2 separate regions of the Homo sapiens genome follow, and region 1 is linked to region 2. A link is an interaction called in ENCODE POLR2A ChIA-PET data of the cell type or tissue named here. Cell type or tissue: CD4-positive, alpha-beta T cell. All regions are shown on one strand.

What was found. ChIA-PET counts read pairs that join two places held together with the same protein. Peaks named below come from ENCODE experiments on the same cell type or tissue, not always from the same donor. Only the 100,000 strongest peaks of a DNase experiment are listed, where the experiment ranks them.
Region 1: POLR2A ChIA-PET joins it to region 2 with 11 read pairs; 3 of 35 experiments call an interaction of 5 or more read pairs at or near these places.

What each region holds. Positions count from the first base shown.
Region 1 is chrX:151,393,194-151,401,193 of GRCh38, forward strand. It overlaps VMA21 (vacuolar ATPase assembly factor VMA21), which reads left to right and starts at 4,013. Exons shown (of 3, transcript NM_001017980.4): 1 at 4,013-4,168. The coding sequence starts at 4,116. RefSeq lists a silencer at 3,854-4,013 and enhancers at 4,294-4,443, 4,504-4,563. In CD4-positive, alpha-beta T cell, no CTCF peak of the experiment used is centred here; DNase peaks (open chromatin) are centred at 518 and 3,908; H3K4me3 peaks cover 2,098 bases; H3K27ac peaks cover 2,801 bases.
Region 2 is chrX:149,933,977-149,941,976 of GRCh38, forward strand. EOLA2 (endothelium and lymphocyte associated ASCH domain 2) reads right to left here and starts at 4,515. Exons shown (of 5, transcript NM_001013845.2): 1 at 4,217-4,515; 2 at 3,457-3,504; 3 at 29-161. EOLA2-DT (EOLA2 divergent transcript) reads left to right here and starts at 4,572. Exons shown (of 12, transcript NR_027456.1): 1 at 4,572-4,810; 2 at 6,683-6,910; 3 at 7,814-7,871. RefSeq lists silencers at 4,961-5,230, 5,341-5,420, 5,701-5,760, 6,411-6,520. In CD4-positive, alpha-beta T cell, CTCF peaks have their summits at 4,633 (motif pointing right) and 6,814; DNase peaks (open chromatin) are centred at 4,615, 5,125, 5,495, 6,575 and 2 weaker places; H3K4me3 peaks cover 3,156 bases; H3K27ac peaks cover 2,033 bases.

The sequences.
Region 1 (8,000 bases), 1.5 Mb after region 2:
GGGTAAGTAAAGCAATTTGGGGTTGCAAAACGTGTCTTTGGGTGTATACTTTTCACGTCACTGGGTTAATAGTACAGAAGTTTATAACAATATGGTGGAGAAAACGTGTCTTACAAGTAGTACAGAAGTTTACAACAATATGGTGGAGAAAACATGAGACAGAATTAGGAACTATACATTCTCTAATTCTATCACTGACCTAGGGAATTTGGGGCAAATCACTTCCCATCTTTAGCTGTCAGTTTTCTCAACTAAAATTAAAGTGCCAAACTGGGGCTCTTTCAGTTTGAGAATCAGTTTCTGACTTTAAGGGGCATTGGGAAGCCTTCACCAGACTCTGAAATTTTCCCTGGCCTCAGTTTTTCCACTTATGAAGTGGGGATGGTATAAATTGTAGGGACTGTGAATATGCTCAGTAAAATGAAGCACAAGACACATGCTTTAGGGCAGCAGTGGTAGGAAACCACTATTATGGTTTCCTCTGTAGTGGCCACACCCCCTAACACACCATTTCATTCCCATGGCAACGGCTCTGTGTGGGCTCCACTTGCCTCTAATTCTTTTGTAGCACTGCAGGTAGGAGGTTTCAGGGCTCTGTTGAGAGGGCTGACTGCTGGCTAGATTCTTTCCTTCTAGTACAGATTCTGAGTTTATTTTTAAAGTTCTGTGTCTACCTCAGTAAGCTCACAGTAAATGTTGGTAGAGTGTATAAGTCAGCATAAAAAAGAGATATGGCAGGGCGTGGTGGCTCACGCCTGTAATCCCAGCACTTTGGGAGGCCGAGGCGGGCGGATCACGAGGTCAGGAGATCGAGACCATCCTGGCTAACACGGTGAAACCCCCGTCTCTATTAAAAAAAATACAAAAAATTAGCCGGGCGTGGTGGCAGGCGCCTGTAGTCCCAGCTACTCGGGAGGCTGAGGCAGGAGAATGGCGTGAACCCGGGAGGCAGAGCTTGCAGTGAGCGGAGATCGCGCCACTGCATTCCAGCCTGGGCGAAAGAGCGAGACTCTGTCTCGAAATAAATAAATAAATAAATAAATAAATAAATAAATAAATAAATAAGAGATATGAGAGCTTTTGTTTATATTTAAAAACACTACTATGTAAATTACATGAGAAGTTTTTCCCACAGCAAATCTCATTTATGAATGGTTCCTGTTTAAGTTATCACACAAGTGCAACTTAGGCTGTTAATGTGGGAGTGTAAAAGTGCCAGCCTGGGAGTCAGGAGTCAAGCTACATCCCACTAGATAAATGTGTGACTTCCCACAAGTCCCGTCCCCTCTCTGGGCCGCAGTTTTCTCATCTGTACAAGGAAGTGTTTAGACTACTGTTATGGGTTGAATTGCTGGCCCGGTCACCCACACCATCCCCAAATTCATATGCTGAAATCCTAGCCCCCAGTACCCCAGAGTGAAACAGCGTCGCTGCAGATGTAAATAATTAAGTTCATACAGGTGTAGGGTGGGCCCCTAATGCATTATGACTGGTGTCCTTATAAAAAGGGAAAATTTGGACAGAAACACAGACGCAGGGAGAAGGCCGTTTGAAGAAAAATGCAGAGATCAGGGTGATGCTTCTACAAGCCAAGAAATGCCAAAGATTGTCAGCAAACCACCAGAAAACAGAAGAGGGGCCTGGAACAGTCCTTCCTTCACAACCTTCAGAAGGAACCAGCCTCGCCAACATCTCCATCTCAGACTTCTAACCTCCTGAACTGGGAGATGATTAACTTCTGTTGTTGGAGCCACTTAGTTTGTGGCATTTGTTATGGCAGCTCCGGCAAACTACAACAACAGTGGTTCCCAGTTTTTTTGGGGGGGGGTGGACAGAGTCTTACTCTGTCACCCAGGCTGGAGTGCAGTGCAGTGGCACGATCTTGGCTCACTGCAACCTCCGCCTCCTGAGTTCAAGCGATTTTCTGCCTCAGCCTCCTGAGTAGCTGGGATTACAGGCATGTGCCACCACGCCAAGCTGGTTCCCAATTTTTTCACCATCAAGAACTATTTTGCTCTTTTTCCTTTTGTGGACCCAATTTATTTATTTAACAAATATTTATTAGTTCCTACTATATACCAGGCCCTACTCTAGGTATTGGGGAACAATAAGTCACAATTCCGTTCCCCCACTTGTGTTCATTCTATGTTTTAAAAGATTTATTCTATTAAGTATACTGTGGCTTATTTTCATAATAATCTGTGAACAGTCTTTTCTTATGGGATAACTAGGATAACCTCATCATGATATAGTAAGTGTCAAAAATCAAAGAACGGTGATATTTTAAGTAGCTTTGGATGCCTAACAGTAAATAGATTCATTAGGTTTTTAAAAATATTAAAAACTGCCTTCAGAACCACCATTACTACATTTATGGGTCCCTAGGGATTGAAGGACCTCACTGCAGGCTGATTAGCTAGAGCAGGGGTCAGCAAACTCTTCTGTAAAAGGGTCAGATGGTAAGAATTTTGGGCATTGCAGATCATTTTGGGCGTTGCAGATCATACCGTCTCTGTCACAACTACTCAACATTGCTGTTGTAGATAATACAAACAAATGAGAATGGCTGAGCTCCAATAAAATTTTATCAATAGACGCTGAAATTTGAATTTCATATAAATTTCACGTGTCATGTTATTCTTTTGACGTTTTCAACAATTTAAAAAGGAAAAACCATTCTTACCTCAGGGCTGTAGAAAAACAGGTGGTAGGCTCCATGTATTAGGTCGGCTGGCTCAGTTTGCCTACCCCAGAGCTAGATTCTCTTTGTACCCCAAGTTCTTACATTAGGTGGTTCTTACTCACCTAAAGGTCTAGATGAGGCCCAGATAGAGATTACTATTATTTTTATTAAATATTTTACAGTTTGTTTTTTAGAGACGGAGTCTTGCTATGCTGCCCAAGCTGCTCTGGAACTACTGGCCTCACGCAATCCTCCTGCCTCAGCTTCCCAAAGTGTTGAGATTACAGGCGTGAGCCAGCACAGTCAGCCCTAGAGGGGGATTATTCAGTTTGAACTAAAACCTGGACTTCCTGCTGCCCAGTCCATTGCCCTTTCCACCACTCTAAGCTGCTGGTTTAGTCATGATTTCAGATGTGGTCTTTGTATCCATGTGGTGCAGAAAATAGCTGTGTGGTCAGCGGCCCTTTCCAGGCGCTGACCATGTTAAGGGCTGTCCTCTTATTAGCAGCCAGTGGCAACTTAATTTTGTCAAGCCTGACTCCAGACTTACCCACCCTTTCGTTTTTACCTCTCTCGGGTTGCGCAGGCCCGGGAGGCCCATCTGTTCTTACTATTTGAGTCCCTGTTGTCTCATTGGCGGCTTTCTGAGCAGCTGCAAAATATGTTTTTAACTTTTAAGTGGAAGTTGGGGGTCACTGGCATCGAGTCTGGAACAGTCATTCTCAGCAAGAGCTCTTTGAACTCTGACATTCTCTAGTTTTACGGACTCGGGTGAGTGTTTTAACTCCTCCCAGCTGCCAAGGGCTTGACTTCCTACCACTGCGGGCAGTAATTAATGAGGCATTTATTTGCTCAAGTAGTGGCGAAATAATGCGCACTGCTTTTTTGTGTTGTCGTCGGCGGAATACGCTCAGTTGCCTAGCACCACAGCCCTCTGGCTGGTAGTCCCTCTTCGCGGCTCATATGCTCGGGTCTCCTTGCGGCCCCCAGCTCAGCGACCGAGACGCAGACGAGGACCAGTGTTCACGCGAGTTCAGGGGGCGGCGTAGCCGCCGCCCGCCCAGGAGGACCATGTTGCGCGGCAAGTCCCGGCTCAACGTGGAGTGGCTGGGCTACTCGCCAGGCCTGCTCCTCGAGCACAGGCCCCTCCTGGCAGGGCGCACGCCGCGGAGCCACCGCCGGTAAGTCATGTGAGCGCCCGCCCCCGCGCCGGCAACAGCCCTGCGTCGCTGCGGCGCGCCGCGCCGCGCCGCGCCTGCGTACTGTGGCCCGCCGCCCGGCGCGAACGGGCACTTCCGGCGCGAACGGGCACTTCCGGCGCGAACCGCTACTTCCGGTGCGAACCGCCTCGGCCGTTCCCTCGCGGAGCTTACTGAGCGCGGCCGCCGAGCCCAGCTCCGCCGCCGAGCGCCTGTGCCGGCACGGCTACACCATGGAGCGCCCGGATAAGGCGGCGCTGAACGCACTGCAGCCTCCTGAGTTCAGGTAGCCCTGAGCGGGGCCTGGACCGCGAGGCGGACTGGCCCCAGCCTGGAGCAGGGCTTGAGGGAAGGCCCTAGCTGAATGGGTGGGCGTGAGGTCTGGACCCCGGGGACCTGGCCTCAGGGAAGGGGGCGGGGAAAGCAGGTTGGAGCCTGAGACGTCTAAACTCCCGGCCCCGAACTTTCGCTCGGGAACAAGGGATCCGGGGTCATGGGGAATAGGTCAGTGGGCCTTCAGCTCATGCTCCTATCCTAGCACTTTCTCTCGCTGTGTCTATATTGCAGTCTCTTTCATTACCGCAGGGTCAGCCTTCTGAGGACAGGAATGCAGTCTCCTTCATCTCCGTGTTCCCTAGGGGGCCTGCATAGTCGGGGCTTAATAAATGTTTGCTGTATGAATGAAGGAGTAGAAGGGAATAGTCCCCTGGTGTGAGATTGCTTCACTTGGGGAATCAGTAAGATAGAGGCTGGTGACTGAGTTGAAGGAATGTATGAGAGAGCAGGTGGTTCTGGCCCACCCCAGTAGGCAAGGGAGTGGTGAGGGAGTTAGCTATCATTCGTTAAGACCTACTGTATGCCAGGCTCAGTGCACGTGCTTTACATACATTGTCAGAATTCTTAATTTCTCTAACTGCTTGATTTCCCAATTTTGAAGAGGATGCAGTTGAGGGTAAGTGACTTGAAACTGAGGGTGAGTGATTACAGAATTAGGCGACAAAGTTAGTATGTAATTGAAGCTAACGTTTGACCAAGCTCACTGACTCCAAAGCCCACGATCTTTGGAGCTCTGTGATGCCTTCTCTTTCCGACAGGGTCATTGTGAGTTTTTTTTTTTTTTTTTTAACTTTTATTTTAGGTTCATGAGTACATGCGCAGGTTTGTTATATAGGTAAACTGCATGTCACGGGGGCTTGGCGTACAGGTAATTTTGTCACCCAGGTAATAAGCATAGTACCCGATAGGCGTTTTTTCTGATTCTCTCCCTCCTCCCAGCCTCCACCCTCAAGTAGACCGCACTGTCTGTTGTTCCTCTCCTAGTGTCCATCTGTTCTTGTTGTTTAGTTCCCACTTATGAGAACGTGCAGTATTTGGTTTTCTTTTCCTGTCTTAATTTGCTTAGAATAATGGCTTCCAGCTCCAGTCATGTTGCTGCAAAGGACATGATCTCATTCTTTTTTATGGCTGCATAGTGTTCCATGGTGTATATGTACCGCATTTTCTTTATCCAGCCTCAATGTGGGTTTTTTTTTAATTATTCATTTATGAGAATACCAACATATTTTTATTAGATACACTTACAGCATAGTCCTTCTAGACTGATTCTGGTTTCCTAATGGAATTTGCAGTGAAATCTTGACTGTGGGAGAAAGAATTCCTGTTGTCTTACTTGCTACAAAAGGGAATGTGGTAGGCTCTGTCTGCTCAATGTTGGCTGCAGAAGTTTGTATGAAGTGGGAAAACTAGGTGGTGTTATAAATGGAGGCAGATTAAGGTTCATCCTGAACTTTTTCCTTTGTGTGAGGACAACTTTAATTCCAGCCTTTCTCATTCCTCACTTCTAACAAATCTCTGCTCAGTAACACCCAAAGATACATAGGATAAATCAATTGAATAGCATCAGTTGCTTTGTCTTGGATAAGCCACTGATTTTACCCAAGGTGGCTTGCATCAGCAAAACCAACAGCTCTTGTGGCTGGAATCCAGGGAGAAAATGTCCTATAAACAGTAGAGGAAGTTTGCTAGTTTTCAAAAGTTTGTATGTACACTTTGACTTAATGCTTAGTCCCATATTAGTGAGGTCACAACACAGAAAAGTAGTCACATTTTTGAAGTTTGAGGTAAAGAGAGAAGTGAGAAGGAATTAGCCATAAATTATTAAGGTATGCTGTGTATAGATTGTGTGGGGGCTAGAAATTAATATGTAGAAAGGTTATATTTGGGTGGTGGGATTATAGGTGATTTTGTTTACTTTAAAACATTTTTATGGTGTTATATCATCTTTTCAATAATAAACTTTTTAAAAGCCAGACCAGATAATAGATACTCAAGAGAGGTCATGTAAAGAACAAAACAATCAGTTAACACTTCCTTTCTGTTCCTTTAACAAGTTAGATAATCTGAAAGTTGCATTCCTAAAACATACTTTTTTACTCACCATAGAAACACCAAAGTCAAGTGCTTTTTTTAGGGTGCACAAAAGAATTGGCCAATTAGTGACTCTTTGTATTTTTTGTAGATTCTCCACTGCAGACACTCATACTCTTCATGAGGATTACACAATAAATTTCTCTAAAAATTTACTAGTAGGAAACAGTTTAAGGGAGCTTATGTATATTAAATGAGAGTTGTATAGCTCAGTAATAACCAAAATGAGGCCTGCTAAAAGATGATCCATTTAAGTACCAAAAGAAAATATTAGAACTTTTTTTTTTACAGCAGTAAGCATTTAATTTCTCACACATGTGCAGAGCATGTGATCAAGAAATAGGCATGAGGTTAGTTATATTTAATATATATTTTACTCAATGTTTTTGTGGGTTTTTTGTTCAGGTTCTTTTTAAATAAATTTCATTGTGTATATTTGAGGTTCATAACATGATGTTATGGCATACATATAGTAAAATGATTACTATGGTGAAGCAGATTAATATATCTGTCATCTCACATACTTTTGTGTGTGTGTGACCAGAGGCAGCTAAAATCTTATTTACAAAAGTCCCTAATACCATGCAACTTTATTGCCTATAGTCCTCTTGTACATTAGATATCTCACTTGTTAATCCATATATCTACTGCTTTGTGTCCTTTGATGTATATCTTCCTATTTCCTCCCCTCCAGCCTCCCACCCCCACCGCCATGGTAACTACTGTTTTATTCTCTGTCCCTGTGTAGTTGACCGTTGACCTTTTTTTTTTTTTTTTAAAGATTCCACATATAAGTGAGCTCATGTAGTATTCGTCTTTCTGCGTTTGGCTTATTTTACTTAACATGTCTTCCAGGTCCATCCATGTTGTGGCAAATGGCAGATGTCCTCTTTTAAGGCTGAATAAAATATTCCCTTGTATATATACACTACGGTTTCTTTATTTTGTCTGTCTACATACACGTAGGTTGTTTTCAAATCTTGGCTATTGTGAATAATGCTGCAATGAACATGGAAGTGCAGATATTTTTACGAGGTAGTGATTTCATCTCCTTTGCTTATATTCCAGAAGAGAGATTGCTGGGCTGTGTGGTAGTTCTATTTTTAATTTCTTTAGGAACTGTTTTCCATAATGGCTGTACCAGTCTACATTTCCAGTCACAATGTAGTAGGGTTTCTTTTTCTCCACACTTTTACAAACATTTGTTATCACTTGCCTTTTTGATAATAGCTGTCCTTAGAAGTGTGAGGTTATATCTCATAGTGGTTTTGATTTGCATTTCCCTGATGATTTAGTGATGTTGAGCACATTTTCATTTATCTCTTGGCCATTTTTATGTCTTTGGAGAAATGTCTGTCCAGCTGTTGTCCATATTTTAATCAGGTGGTTTTTCTGCTGAGTTGTAAGAGTTCTTTATAAATTTTGGGGTATTAACCCCTTACAAGATAGGTGGTTCGCAAATATGTTTTCCTAGTCTGTAAGCTGCCTTTTCATTTTGTTGATTGTTTCCTTTGCAGTACAGAAGCTTTTTAGTTTGATGCAAGCCGCTTTATTTTTTCTTTTGTAGCCTGAGCTTTTGGTGTGATATCCAAAAAATCATTACTGAGGCCAATGTTAAGGACCTTTCCCTCTGTGTTCTTTTATGTCTTAAAACTTTATATCTTTATGTTTTAGTTATTTTATCCATTTTG
Region 2 (8,000 bases):
TCTCTCAGGTGGCCTAAATCGCACTGACCTTGATGGTCTGCTGCTTCCGTCTGTCACTGATGTCGAGCACCACAGCAGGCCCAAGGGAAGGGGCTAGGATTCGGCTGACTCAGGTCCATCCCATGGAGTCTTTGGGGCGGTCCGGAGTAGGGCGGGGACAGCTAGAGGAAGGCACAGGCAGGATAGCATGTGGTCAGTGCTATGACAGAGGTCACCGAGCCCTAGGGCAACACAGAGGACAGAGGGCCCCCTCGGCCTAGCCAGAGCGGAGAGTCGGGGCTGGTGTTAGCCCTCTTCCAGCACAGAGGGACAGTCCCACGCTCTGCTTCTCTTCCCTTTCCCCTGCTGTGCCCTGCCAATACTCTCAGTGCCCTGGCCCTGCCGCCACCAAGGCACTGACCTTCCCAGCTCCTACTCCAGGGCTGCTGAGCCCACATCGTTGATATCCAATCTCAGCTCTGTCCTCAGGATGCACCGTGACCTCAGATGGCCCTCAGTCAGACATCTCCTCTCCACCCCTCTGGGTGCCACCTTCCTCAAGCCCCTTCCCCCACCACTGCTCTCCACTGTCAGCAGACGCCCCTGTCCCAATCTGAGCTGAGAAAAGAAGAATGATAATCAGAACAACTGGCAACCCCCCACACATGCCTTCCACGTGCCAGCCTCTGGGATGGCATGATCTTCAGATCATCAAATTGAATCTTCAAGTAACCCAGCAGGGTCAGTGGTACTGTGAGGCCCACTCTATGGCTGAGGAGAATGAGGCACCAGCCCACAGTCACACGGGCTCTGACTTCCCACAACTCTTGCCCAGCCTCCTGCGTGTGTGGCTTGGGAGAGGGTCCCCTCCTCTTGCACGGAGGACAGCCCTGTGCCTTGGAAGGAACCCTGGGCTTGAAACCAGAACCTCAGCCCAGTCATAGACTCTTGAGATGCCTCAGTTTCCACATGGCTGTGAGGAAGGGAGATAAGGCACCAAGAGCACCCAGCCCAGTACGTGGCACCTAACAGAACAGTCAGAAATAGTGGCCGCCCTCACCCCTCAGGCCCGTGGCCCCGCCCCCTGGCCCTGAACTCCACCCTTGAGCTGCCCCTACTCCTCTCTCTGTCCTTCCTTTCAACACATAAACGCAACCTCTAGTACGCTCTATGATTTTAAGAAAATATACCCACCCTCATGAGACAAAGCCCTGATAGGGCCAAAGCTGCCTGGTATTCACTCCTTTCCCAGTCTGCACTGCAGCCTTCTGAGCTCCAGATCTCCTGCTTTTCTCCCGCCTCTGGGGTGAGCTGCCTCAGCTGAGCCGGTTGCCTGCTGTGCTCTGGACCCTGCTCCTCTGGCTCACTCCGGGCCCTGGGTGCCACCAGCCACCATCTATGCTCGCTCAGCATCCCTACTCTGAGCACACGCGCGCCTCCCACTCTGCCTCCCTTCTCTACAACCCTGAACAGCCGAGACCTCAGAAGAGCTGTCTACATGCGCAGTCTCTACTTCCTCTCTGAACCTTCTGCCCCCACCCCCACCTTTCTCCCTTTATTCCCCACCCCCCCCACCACCCACTCCACTGACTGACCTATCCCCACAAGCACCCATGGCCGGCCTCATGCCAGTCCTGTCTTCATCTTAGTCCATGCTCAGCAGCCCCAGCATGGCTGGGCACACTCCTTCCCTTCTTCTGGGACCCCCATGTTGCTCACCGTCCTGCTCTGAATCCCGTGGTGCAGGCCACCCCCCTTCAGACTCAGCCTTAGGTGGACAGGCCCATACATACTCAGGACCCCAACCATCACCACCAAGTCCACCTCCCTTCCACCTCTGTGAGTGGCATCACCAGCTACAGTGTTCCTGCCCCAGACCTAGCTGCTCTCTGCCCTGCCTTTCTTTCCCACATCTGCGGCCCACATCCCGTGGCACTGTGTCCAAAACCGACACTGAATCTGATCCCTTTCCATAATCTCTATGGCCACAATCCCAATCCAATCCCCTAAAACCCCCTGCCTTCTGAAGAAGTCTCCTGATAGCACCCCCACCCCCCCCCAGCACTTGTCCTCTGCACTCTTGTGACCACACTGCCATCGGAATGATCTTGGTACAGGGACAATGAGATTATGTCACTCCTCTACTGAAACCTTTCAAGGGCTCCCTGCCCCAACTAGCACAGAATCCACACTTCCTCTCAGGGCACTCAAGGTCCCTCCTGATCTGGTTTCCCACCCCAGCCACGTCCTCTCCTCTCCCCTTTATTCACCACCCTGAAGCCACACAGGCCTTCCATCCCCTGAGGGAACATGCCAAGCTTGTTTCTACCTCAGAGCCTTTGTCAGTTGTGATGGGTTGCATTGTGTCCTCTTAAAATGCGTATGTTGAAGTCCTAAACCCCAGCACCTCAAAATGTGGCCTTATATATAAAAACAGAGTCATTACAGAGGCAATCAAGTGAGACTGAAGCCATCAGGGCGGACCCGCATCCAATGTGGCTGGCGTCCTTATGAAAAGGGGGATTTGAGAGACAGTCACGCACACAGGGAGAACACCATGAGAAGATAAACGCAGAGATAAGGGAGATGCTTCTACAAGCTAATGAGTGCCAAAGATTGCCGGCCAGCCGCCTGCAGCTAAGAGAAAGGGACAGACCAGATTGTCTTTCACAGCCCACAGAACAAACGAACCTGGCCACCACTTTGATTTCAGACTTCCATCCTCCAGAACTGCGAGACAATGATTGTCTGTTCTTTAAGCCAGCCCCTTTATGGTCCTTTGTTTCAGCCATCTTGGCAAACTGCTGTTCCCAACACATCTGCACAGGCTAGGGCACGAGTTTGCCATTTGACAGCACATCAAGCCCATTCTTTCCACCTGACAATCTTCATCTACCTTGTTTTTCACTGCCTGGGTGATATCCCATTGTTGGTCGTCTCATAATTTGCCTGACCATTCCTCCACTGATGGAGAGTTACAAGTTGCTTCCCACTTTTGCCACTAGAAATGACATTACTTCTAACACTCGCTGTGTGAAGACATGCTGAAGGAAATGCCTCGGCCGCCTGGCACGCCCATCTAAGATGCTGATATCTGCCAGCAAATGACTTTCCACAAAGACTCACCCGTGTACCCTCCACCAACCCATCCATGGTGCCATTTCCTCACACACTTGTGGCCCCTGAGCATGATTATTCTTCTGATGAGTGACCAAAGATAACCAGGTTCCTTGGTTCTGGATTACTTCTGACGGAGGCTGAATGTCCCCCACAGGGCCTGGCCACTTCCATCGGGATAAATGGCTACAGTGAATGTTTGCCTCTTTTCTGCCGCCCAGTTTCTTAGCCAACCCTTTTCTCGTCATCACCACAAAATCACAACAACTGTGTGTGTGTGGAATCCCTAGTAGGAACTGATGTAACTGAAAAGGCAAGAAGGGGGTTGAGTCCCCTCCTACCTGGTGCTGCAGAGAGTACCTGCTTTACGGCCAGAGGAGGAAACACTCTTCCACTTGGTTTCTTTACCTGCACAACAAGGAAGATAAAGAGGAAAGGTCATTAAATGCAAGTCAGCAAAGCTGGTTAATGGCCCTAGGAAGGTCTTCTACTCAGCAGGCATTGGAAACCAAGAGCTGGGAGGGCCGGTCCTAAGAGTAACACATGTGCACCTCACTCACGGTTTGGTTCTGCTAATCAGAGCGGTGGGACCCTCCACATCTGTCTGGGTCACAGGGTGCACCAGTCCGCAGAGCAGAAAATCATTTCAGCAAGTTGAGTCACATTCCTACAGCTGAGCACGCTCCATCCGAGGGGAGAAAAATCACACTTCCCCTCCCATTGTCATCGGACGAGGGTTTGGGGGGCCTAAATCCCATTGTCCACTGCTTAATTCTGGTTAGGTCATGCTGAGCACGGGGCCACAGGCCACAGAGCTATGCACCGCCCGGCCTGGGGTCCAGGCGAGCTTACAGCACAGGGGCCAAGCGGGAGGCAGGGAAGACCGGGCCGAGATGGGGCCGCTGTGTGTGGAGCAGCACTTGCAGACGCAGGTCGCGGGTACACGCGCTTAGAAGGAGGGGGGCCGAGACCATGGGGAGAGCAAGGGACACCAAAGGGCGCTTCGGGCGCGCCCCGCACGGGTTCTCTGCCCGAAACCCAGGGGAAAGAAACCCCAGCCCGCAAGTACCGTCTGCAAGAGGGCCGAGCACACGGGCTCCGGCATCAGGGGCCCTGGTACCTTTCAGCCGCGGCCGGTCTCACGGCCTCTGGACCCTGAGAGTCGTGGGCGTTCAGGGCCGACTCTGGCTTTTGGCCTCAGAGTACAGTCCTCCGCCTCCTCGCGACCCAGCGAGGCCACCGGAGCCAGCGAGGAGACGTGGGCCGCGGTGAGAAGAGAGAGCACCCGGCTCGTGTCAGGGCTGTAAGGTAGCTGCCGCTTACTCCCGGAAACCGGTGGCCAGTGACAGATGCTAGCGGTCCATAACTTCGGCTTTCATGCAGCTCCCGTCGTCCCTTTCATGAGGAACGTACGTGTGCGCGTAATCACGCACGTACGTACACCACGCACGTACGCAGGAGGCCCGTATTCAGCCACGCCTATACACCGCCAAATCGCTAGGAAGCCACGTATTCACGAAGCCACGCAGTGACGTCGCCACGCACGTACGCACGCACTTGCCACAAGGAGACGCTGTTCAGTTTACCGGATCCTGTCCCGCGCCAGCCAACCAGGACAAGGCCGGGGAGCTCGAGACAGGCAGCCTAGACCAAGAACCGGAAGGAGGAAAAGGAACCGGAGGGAGGAAGAGGAGGGGCGGGACGAGACCACCAGGCAGGATTTTTAAGCCCAGAGCTGCGAGACCAGCAGGAAGGAACTGGGAGAAACCAATGGGGAGGGGATGGGGGCGGGGCTGAGAGGAGGAGGGCGGAGCTGGGGGAGGGGAAGGGCGGGAGTGAGGAAACCGCTGGGGCGGGGTTGAGAGTGGGGCGGGGACTTGAGGGGATGGGGCGGGGACTTGGGATGGGGCGGGGACTCGAGGGGGTGGGGCGGGGCTGAGAGAAACCATTGGGGGCGGGGCTATGGGCGATCTGGGCGAGGAGAGGCTGCAGGAGGAGCTCGCGGACTCCTGAGAACCAGCGCGGGGAGGGAGGGGGCTGGTGAGAGGAGGAAGGTGGGGCTGAAAGAAACCAGTGGGGAGGGGTTGGGGGCGGGGCTTTGGAAGCTGGTGCTGGAGAAGCAGGGCAGGGCTGGGGGAGGAGTGGGGCGGGGCGGGGTTCGGGGGGGGCTGGGGCTCGGGGAGGGGTGGGGCGGGGCTGAGGGAACCGCCGGGGAGGGGCTCGGGGGCGGGGCTTTGAAAACAGCCTTTGGAGAAGCGGGGCTGGGGGGGCGGGGCAGGGCCGAGGGGAACCTCTGGGGTGGGGCTGGGGGGTGGGGTTTGCACGCAGCCACAGGAGAAACAGGGCGGGGCTCAGAAAAGGGTTGGATCGGGCTGAGAGAGACCGCTGAGGGGGGTGCTGGGGGCGGGGCTTTGGAAGCACCCGCGGGAGAAACAGGGAGGAGATGGGGAGAGGCGGGGCTCGGCGCGGGGCGGGGCTTCGGAGGCAGCCGCGGGAGAAGCAGGGGGGGGTTCGGGGCAGGGCGGGTCTGAGCGAAGCCATTGGGGAGCGGCTGGGGGCGGGGCCTTTTAACCAGCCGCAGGAGGAGCCGGGTGGGGCTGGGGCGGGGCGGAGCTGAGAGAAACCGCTGAGGATGGGCTGGGGGCGGGGCCTTGGAAGCAGGCGTTGGAGGGGCGGGGTAGGGCCGGGCCGAGAGAAACCACTGGGGAGGGTCTGGGGTCGGGGCTTTGCCATCAGTGGTGTGAGGAGCAGGCCGGGGCAGTGGGCAATTGAGCGAGGAACAGCTGCGGGAGGACTCCGCGGACTCCTGAGAACCAGCTTAGGGGAGCGGCGGCTTGGGGAGGTGTAGGGTGGAATCACGAGAAAGCTCTGTGGGAGGGCCTGGTGCACAGCTCAGCTGCAGGGTGGAGCTGAGGGAAAGCCGGGCGTTCCTGGAGGAGGAGCAGGGCGAGGCTGTGGCAAAGCGCTGTGGGAGCAGATGGGGCGGGGCTGCGGGAAAGAGCTGGAGAAGGAGGAGCCAAGCTGCACCAAGGCTGGCGGGTGAGAATTGCGGGGGAGGAGCTAGTGCAGAGCTGGAGGAAAGAGCTGAAAGGTTGTTGGGGTGGGCAGAGGGGTAGGAGAAGCGAGACGGGGCTAGAGGAGGCGGAGCTGGGAGCGGTGATGAAGGGGTAGCAGGGCGGGGCAGTGGGAAAGAGCTGTGGGAGGAGGAGCTGGGGGTAAGAAGCTGGGGCTGTGGCTGCAGCGGGGACTGGGTCAGAGCTTCTGGAGGAGCCGCCTGCAAGAGGAGGGCGTAGTTGTGGGAAAGAGCTGTGGGCGGAAATGGTTAAGTGCCGGGTGGAGCAGGGGCTGGCGTCGGAATAGCTGGGGCGGAGCTGCGGGAGGAGGAGCTGGGGGGCGGAACTGTGGGAGGAACAGCTGGGGCGGAGCTGAGGGAGGAGGAGCAGGGGGGCAGAACAGCTGGGGTGGAGCTGTGGGCGGAGCTGCAAGAGGAGAAGTTGGGGACGGACTTGCAGGAGGAAAAGCTAGGGGTGGAGCTGTGGGTGGAGTTGGGGGAGGGAGCTGAGGCCCTTCTGTGATGCACCCTTAGGCAAGAGTCCAAACTTTCCCGCGGCGACCTAACTGCACCTCCAGTGTCTTCCCCCAGAGGGCACAGAAGCAGCAAGAAGGGCGGGAACACTTGACTGGGGTCCATGCAGCTCTAGGCTGAGTCTTGCAGGGCTGAGCCCCCCAGGCCTGCTCTCCTGTGTCCTGGCCGCTCCGTCAGTGCCTGCCAGTGGGGTCCAGAGGGACCGTTTTTTTAACGCCTCTTTTGCAGGTAATGAGAAACATCCCCACTCTTAATGTCTTGCCTCCTCCGGCCTAAGTCGCCCAGCACACAGCCCAACTTCCCTGGCAAACTTGCTTTTCAAACTCTCTTCTCTCAGTCACGGGCTCAGGTTCTGTAGTGCTGCCATGCTTTACTCCTCTGTCCCTCCCCTTATCTAGTCTCCCGCATTGACTTCATAACCAAGTTCTGGGTCCCTGCCTCTGGAGTGCCTGATGAGACAAAACGGCTCCTCGTCCTGCATCCCCGCTGCTACTTCCAGAATTCAGGCCTCGTGGTCTGGAGCCTGCACTGTTCCATGAGCCTCCTGAGCAACCTGGAGTCCTCTGTCTTTCTTCCCTCAGGTCTGTCGTCCACATTCCATCGGCTCAGTTTCTAAGTCACAAATCTGTCCCCAGCAATCCTCTAGTGAAAACGCTGCTGGGCCTTCTCAGGTTTAAGTCCTAGCAGTTCAGGGAGTCGGCTCAGCTCTCCCCACCCTTAAGCCAAACACTCTTTGGGTTCACGCTGTGCTGTTCAGTCACTGGTCCCCACCAGCCTGCTGTTCCAGGTCTCCCTGCTTTGCACCGGCGGTTCCCATGGCCTTGTCCTGGTGCGCTCCTGGCCTCCTTCAAGGCACAACTTTAAAGTCACCTTCACAGCCCCACTCCGAGTATTAGAGACTTTCGTCTCCAGCTCTGATAGCATTTTGTACCTCCCCTGTCCCCACCCTACGTTAGGCTCTTGCAACCCAGGGTGGTAATTGCTCTGTAAGACTGTGGCTGCCGCAGGGTCTCTTGAGTTCCTTGAAGGCAAGGCCGGTGTTTTACTCATTTCTGAAACTGGGTGCCCAGGGCACAGTATCTGCTTAGTAAGTGTTGAATGAGCAAAGGGCAGCTTTCTTGTTTTTTCTAGTGAGATGCGCCTACTTCTCCCTGGAGAAGCTTGAGGAAGCAGAAATGCTGGAGATGAGGTGAGGAGGAGAGGGTCCCTCTTTATGGGATGTAGGCCGTAGGGCTGCAGGGGACCTTCAGATCACCAGTTCCAAGTCCTATGTATGCTAGCATCCCCTCCTGGGTTCCTTCCCCACAAGAATGGTTGC